Linked DNA regions of Homo sapiens: region 1 is linked to region 2. A link is an interaction called in ENCODE POLR2A ChIA-PET data of the cell type or tissue named here. Cell type or tissue: B cell. All regions are shown on one strand. Links, peaks and the distances in the headings refer to the core of each region. The heading gives the core; the rest is flanking DNA.

What was found. ChIA-PET counts read pairs that join two places held together with the same protein. Peaks named below come from ENCODE experiments on the same cell type or tissue, not always from the same donor. Only the 100,000 strongest peaks of a DNase experiment are listed, where the experiment ranks them.
Region 1: POLR2A ChIA-PET joins it to region 2 with 5 read pairs; 9 of 35 experiments call an interaction of 5 or more read pairs at or near these places.

Annotation. Positions count from the first base shown.
Region 1 is chr14:100,200,972-100,205,483 of GRCh38, forward strand. No RefSeq gene overlaps it. Among named protein-coding and RNA genes, the nearest start is that of YY1-DT, 35 kb to the right of the region's middle. In B cell, for the core only: no CTCF peak of the experiment used is centred there; no DNase peak of the experiment used is centred there.
Region 2 is chr14:100,259,674-100,262,173 of GRCh38, forward strand. The region is part of intron 1 of YY1 (YY1 transcription factor); the gene reads left to right. Among named protein-coding and RNA genes, the nearest start is that of MIR6764, 16 kb to the right of the region's middle. In B cell, for the core only: no CTCF peak of the experiment used is centred there; no DNase peak of the experiment used is centred there; H3K27ac peaks cover 1,114 bases.

The DNA.
Region 1 (4,512 bases), core at 857-3,356, 58 kb before region 2:
TTACACATTGTTTTTAACTTGTTCTTAAAGATAAATTTTACTGGCCAGGTGCAGTGGCTCACGCCTATAATCCCAGCACTTTAGGAGGCCGAGGTGGGAGGATCACTTGAGGCCAGGAGTTCAAGACCAGCCTGGCCAACATGGTGAAACCCCATCTCTACTAAAAATACAAAAATTAGCCGGGTGTGGTGACCCACACCTGTAATCCCAGCTACTCGGGAGGCTGTGGCAGGAGACTCGCTTAAACCCGGGAGACAGATGTTACAGTGAGCGGAGACTGCACCACTGCACTCCAGCCTGGGCAACAGAGCAAGACTCTATCTCAAAAGTTATATACAAAAAAATATATATATATACACAAACAAAACAAAAACAGCCAGGCGTGGTGGTGTGCACCCATAATTCCAGCTGTCTGGGAGGCTGAGGCAAGAGAATTCCCTCTACCCGGGAGGTGGAGGTTGCAGTGAGCGGAGATTGCACCATTGCACTCAAGCCTGGGGGAAAGAGTGAGACTCTGTCTCAAAAAAAAAAAAGGTAAGTTTTACCAAAAAAAACTTATTATTTTTTTCTTCACAGGGAGAGGAGAGGGAGATAGGAAGTTCAAGTCTTTACTTTTTTAATTAATTAATTAATTATTATTATTATTTTTACTAATTCCTACTCAGAATGCAAAGATAACTTTTTAAAAACATATATTGTTAGTCTGGGCAACATAGTGAAAACCTGTCTCTACCAACAAAAAAAGAAAAAAGAAAAATCTAAAAATAGGGCCAAGCATGGTGCCACACACCTGTAATCCCAGTTACCTGGGATACTGATGGGGGAGGATAGCTTGAGCCCTGGAGTTCGAGGCTGCAGTAAGCTACGACTGCCACATTGCACTCCAGTCTGGGTGACAGATCAAGAACCTGTTTCAAAAAACAAACAAACCCATAGTAGGAAGGTGACATGTATATGTTATTGCAGGCAGCTGTCCCTGCAATGTGAGCCCAGGGAAGTGGGACCTTTGTTTTGTTCCGTGCTATGTCTCCGGAACCTGCCCAGCACAGTGCCAAGCACACAGTATCTGCTCAATGATGACCTGTCGAATGCATGAAATTTAGAAAAGAAAAACAACAAACAAAAACCCTTCCCAAATAGAATCACCATTAATACTTTCTCGTATATCTTTTCAATCTTTTTTTTTTTTTTTGAGATGGAGTCTCGCTCTTGTTGCTGGGGCTGGAGTATAATGGTGTGATCTCAGCTCACTGCAACCTCCGCCTCCTGGGTTCAAGTGATTCTCCTGCCTCCCAACTGGCTGGGATTACAGGTGCCTGCCACCATATCCGGCTCATTTTTTGGTATTTTTAGTAGAGATAGGGTTTCACCATGTTGGCCAGGCTGGTCTCGAACTCCTGACCTCAGGTGATCAGCCCGCCTTGGCCTCCCAAAGTGCTGGGATTACAGGCGTGAGCCACCGTACCCGGCGTTGATCTGTTCTTTTCTGTGCGTACTTGTTATCTTACATTAGAATCACACTGTAGGCCAGGCGCAGTAGCACATGCTTGTAATCCCAGCACTCTGGGAGGCCGAGGTGGGTGGATCACCTTAGGTCAGGAGTTCGAGACCGACCTGGCCAACATGGTGAAACCCCGTCTCTACTAAAAATACAAAAATTAGCTGGGTATAGTGGCACATCCCTGTAGTCCCAACTACTCGGGAGGCTGAGGCACGAGAATTGCTTGAACCCGGGAGGGAGAGGTTGCAGTGAGCTGAGATCACACCACTGTACTCCAGCCTGGGTGAGAGAGAGAGACTCTTTCTCAAAAAAAAAAAAAAAAAAAATCACATCGTATATACTATTTCGTAACCAGCCTTCTCTCTGGGGGCTTAAAACTCGATTATCTTTCTATTTATCCATTTCCTGCTCATGTTTCCCTCGTCCTAGGGGACCCAGTCCCAGGGCTACATCTCCATTTACTTAACCACAACCCCATTGCCTCTGTTCTGCACCCCCCCTTCTCCCCTTCTGTGGACACTGAGTTTTTTTCCAATTTGAGTGATTGGAAACAACCCTGGGGGAATATCTGAGTCCCTGGTTTATCACCCTGGAAAAGTCCTAGAAGTGGAATTGCTGGGCTGAAAAGTGCATGTGTTTTTAAGGTTTTGGACTCAAGAGTTCTTAAAATGAGCTTCACTTTATTCCAGGTTTTCTCTGCAGTTTGGGTGTCCTATCTACCAACTCCCAGCGGAGCTGCCCCATTTAGAATCAGGCTGTTTTTCTCCTGAGTTTTTACTATGGGAAATTGAAAGGATGAATTGTAGGCTTCAGTATCGCGGATTTCAGGGTATGAATTCAACATGGCCATTGCTCAGAGTCACAAGTCAATCACCAGTCAGCATCTGATACCTAAATTCTGTGCCAAGGAAGCTCTATAAATGAAAGACATCCATGGGTGATGAAGTTTCAGAAGCATCCCTGGGTCACACATTGTGAAAACAGTTTGTCTACACTCACACAGAGCACTTCTGATACCTTGTGTGCGAATTTTCCCCACTCTGACCAACACTGAGTGTCCTAGAATTCAATTCAATTCTGACACTATCTACCTGGAATTAACATCAGATTCCACAAATTAAAGGCTCAGTCCCACAAAACTGCCCCCATTTCAGAAGCCAAATGTAAATCCATCCTCACATATTTCTGACTGAGCGACTGTAAGCTGGAGGTTTCCAAGACCGCCTCCTCTGGTTCAGTTATGGGCTAGAATGACTCATATAACTTAAGGAAATAGGGCCAGGTGCGGTGGCTCATGCCTATAATCTCAGCACTTTGGGAGGCCGAGGCAGGTGGACCACTTGAGGTCAGGAGTTCGAGACCAGCCTGGCCAACGTGGCAAAATGCCGTCTCTACAAAAAATACAAAAATTATCCAGGCATGGTGGTGCACACGTGTAATCCCAGCTACTTGAGAGGCTGAGGCACGAGAATCGCTTGAACCCAGGAGGTGGAAGCTGCAGTAGCTGAGATTGCAGCACTGAACTCCAGCCTGGGTGACACAGCAAGACTCCTTCTCAAAAAAAAAAAAAAAAAAAAAAACTTAAGGAAATAGAGCCAGGCAGGCAGGCAGGCATGGGGGCACATGCCTGTAGTCATAGGTAACAGAGAAGGTGTGGGAGGATCACTCGAGCCTAGGAGTTTGAGACTACAGTCATTGTGCATGACCATGCCTGTGAATAACCACTGCACTCCAACCTGGGCAACATAGTGAGACCCCATCTCTAAAACAAACAAACTCAATGAAACACTTTATATATGCTGGTTTATTATTATGAAATTAAATAATTCAAACTTAAAGCTATTGGAACTTTGAATTATTATTATTATAGAGACAGGGTCTCACTCTGTTGCCCAGGCTGGAATGCAGAGGTGTGATCATAGCTCACTGCAACCTTGAACTCCTGGGCTCAAGCTATCCTCCCACCTTGGCCTCCAAAAGCATTGGGATTACAGGGTGAGGCACGGCACCCAGCCAAAACTATTTTGAGCCTTGAGAGGAATGTGGCTATGTGGCCTGAGTCAGGTAGCAGCTTCAACAGCCTCTGCCTTTTCCTATAAATGATTAGAAAAAGCACTGTGGCTCCAGAAATAGATCCCTTTGAATCAGCACCCCTCCTCACAGAATATTAAAGCAATCTTCCTTGGAATGTGACAAGCCATAACCAATCAAATTGCTAAAGCATATGTACTGACCTTGCATGGAAAATGTTGCAATCCTGTGAACTGCGTATGTAAACAAAACCTTCCCTTCTCCACTTTGGAAGCTGACCTGACCCATTCATTCTTCTGAAGTCAGTGTTCCCCAGGTGGACGGCCTCAAGCTTTGAGCTGGAGTAAACTTTTTTTTTTTTTCTTTTGAGACAGAATCTCACTCTGTCGCCAGGCTGGAGTGCAGTGGTGTGATCTTGGCTTACTGCAACCTCTACCTCCCGGGTTCAAGTGATTCTTCTGCCTCAGTCTCCCAGGTAGCTGGGACTACAGGCGCGCGCCACCATGTCCAGCTAATTTTTGTATTTTTAGTAAAAGACAGGGTTTCACCATGTTGGCCAAGCTGGTCCCAAACTCCTGACCTCATGATCCGCCTGCCTTGGCCTCCCAAAATGCTGGGATTATAGGTGTGAGCCACCACGCCTGGCCTGGAGTAGAGTCTTAATTCAACCATAATTTTTTTTCTTTTTTTGAGACAGAGTCTCACTCTATCACCCAGGCTGGAGTGCAATGGTATAATCTCGGCTCACTGCAACCTCCACTTCCCAGGCTCAAGAGATTCTCATGCCTCAGCCTCCCCAGTAGCTGGAATTACAGGCATGTGCGACCACACCCAGCTAATTTTTGTATTTTTAGTAGAGAAGAGGTTTCACCATGTTGGTCAGGCTAGTCTTGAACTCCTGATCTCAGGTGATCTCCCTGCCTCGGCCTCCCAAAGTACTGGGATTACAGGCCACCGTGCCTGGCCCAATCATAATTTCT
Region 2 (2,500 bases), core at 1-2,500:
GGAGGGGAGGCTGGGTTGAGAAGAGAGGTGGTAAGAGAGAGCAAAACTCACACTTACTGAAACCTCCTGCCATGCACTTGTGAATTTAACCCATGAGAAAAGCTGGTTAGAATATAGAAGGCATGTGCAAAGGAGAAATAGAAGGTAAGACCAGGTATGTTGTTAAAGTGGGACCAGACAGCATTGGACCCAGAATGCCAGATTGAAATAATTTACAGCAGCACTGAAGGGATTATACCATGGGTGAGAATATATCAGCTATATTTTCTGTGCCAGTTTATCCTTTGCAGTATCACTAGAGAAAATAATTGTGAAAATCAATTAAGAAACTACTACAGTCATTTAGGTTTGAGATAATAGGAAATAAGTTGATGGCAGTGGATCAAAGAGGGAAGACTGGTGTTTTTTGTTTGTTTGTTTGTTTGTTTTGAGACGGGGTCTTGCTCTGTTGCCCAGGGTGGAGTGCAATCTCGGCTCACTGCAACCTCCACTTCCCGGGTTTAAGCAATTCTCTTGCCGCAGCCTCCCGAGTAGCTGGGCTTACAGGCGCCCGCCACCACACCTGGCTAATTTTTGTATTTTTAGTAGAGTTGGGGTTTCATCATGTTGGCCAGGCTGGTCTTGAACTCCCAAAATGCTGGGATTACAGGCATGAGCCACTGTGGCCTGGCCGAGAGATCTTTTAAAGGGGATCAATAGGATTTGGTGTCTGAGATATGGGAAATGAATTATATGGGGTCTGAATATATGAATATATATATATATATATATATACACACACACACACATATATGTATTTTTTTTTTTTTTCTTTTTTGAGACAGAGTCTCGCTCTGTCACCCAGGCTGGAGTACAGTGGCACAATCTCTGCTCACTGCAAGCTCTGCCTCCCAGGTTCAAGCGATTCTCCTGCCTCAGCCTCCTGAGTAGCCAGGACTACAGGTGCCCGCCACCACGCCTGGCTAATTTTTTGTATTTTAGTAGAGACAGGGTATCATTGTATTAGCCAGGATGGTCTCGATCTCCTGACCTCGTGATCCACCTGCCTCGGCCTCCCAAAGTGCTGGGATTACAGGTGTGAGCCACCGTGCCTGGTCCTTTTTTTTTTTTTTTTTTTTTTTTTTTTTTTTTTTTTTTGGAGGCAGAGTCTTGCTCTAGACTGAAGTTGCAGTGACGCAGTGACGTGGTCACGGCTCACTACAGCCTCGACCTCCTGGGCTCAAGTGATTGTCTTGCCTCAGCTTCCCAAGTAGCTGGGACTACAGGCATGCACCCCATGCCTGGCTAATTTTAATTTTTTTGTGGAGATGGGGTCTCTCCCTTTATTGCCCAGGCTGGTCTAGGAACTTCTGGGCTTAAGTGATCCTCCTGTCTTGATCTCCCAGAGTGCTGGGATTACAGGCATGAGCCACTGCACCTGGCCTATTTTTTGTAACCTGTTGGATATGAGATGATAGTAAGACATACAAATAGAGATGTCGTACATTTCTTTGAACATATGCTTATTTATTTTTATTTTTTGCTTTGTTTTTTTGAGACAGACTCTCACTCTGTCACTCAGGCTGGAGGGCATTGGCATGATCTCAGCTCACTGCAAACTCTGCCTCCCAGTTCAAGCAATTCTCCTGCCTCAGCCTCCTGAGTAGCTGGTATTACAGGCATGCACCACCATGCCTGGCTAATTTTTGTATTTTTAAGTAGAGATGGGGTTTCGCCGTGTTGGCCAGGCTGGTCTCAAACTCCTGATTGCAAGCAATCCACCGCCTCGGCCTTCCAAAGTGCTGGGATTATAGGCATGAACCACTGGTGCTGGGCCGAACATATATTTGTTGAGGGCCAGCTATGTGCAGATTTTGAACAAGGCTCTGTAAATGCACGGGATCAAAACTGACCAACCTCCATGTCCATATGCAGCTTACAGTCTAGTGGGAGGATGACAAAAATCACACAGCTATAATTACAAATTTTAGTCAATGGAAATTGCATGAATAAACACCTTGAGGTTAGGGTAGATGGGCCATGATACAACTGGGGAGCTAAAGGGCCAAAATAGAGGAGTGAAGAGGGAGGAGGCTGGAGAGGTAGCAAGAGACTAGCTAAGAGGTGAAGGCTATGAAATCAGATTTGAATCAGCACCACTGAATTGGTAGTTGCCAGGAAATGTGTGTGGTGTGAGTGAAAAGCCGAAATCTAGGCTGGGTGTGGTGGCTCATGCCTGTAATACGAGGACTTTAGGAGGCCAAGGCAGGAGGATCGCTTGAGTGCATGTGTTCCAGACCAGCCTGGGTAACATTGTGAGACCCTGTCTCTACAATAAATAAAAATAATTAGCTGGGTGTGGTGGCACCTGCCTGTAGTCCCAGCTACTCAGGAGGCTGAGGTGGGGGGATTGCTTGAGCCCAGGAGTTTGAGGCTGAATGAGCCGTGATTGTGATTGGGCCACTGCACCACTGCACTCCAGCCTGGGTGACAGAGTGAGACCGTTCTCCAAAAAAAAAAA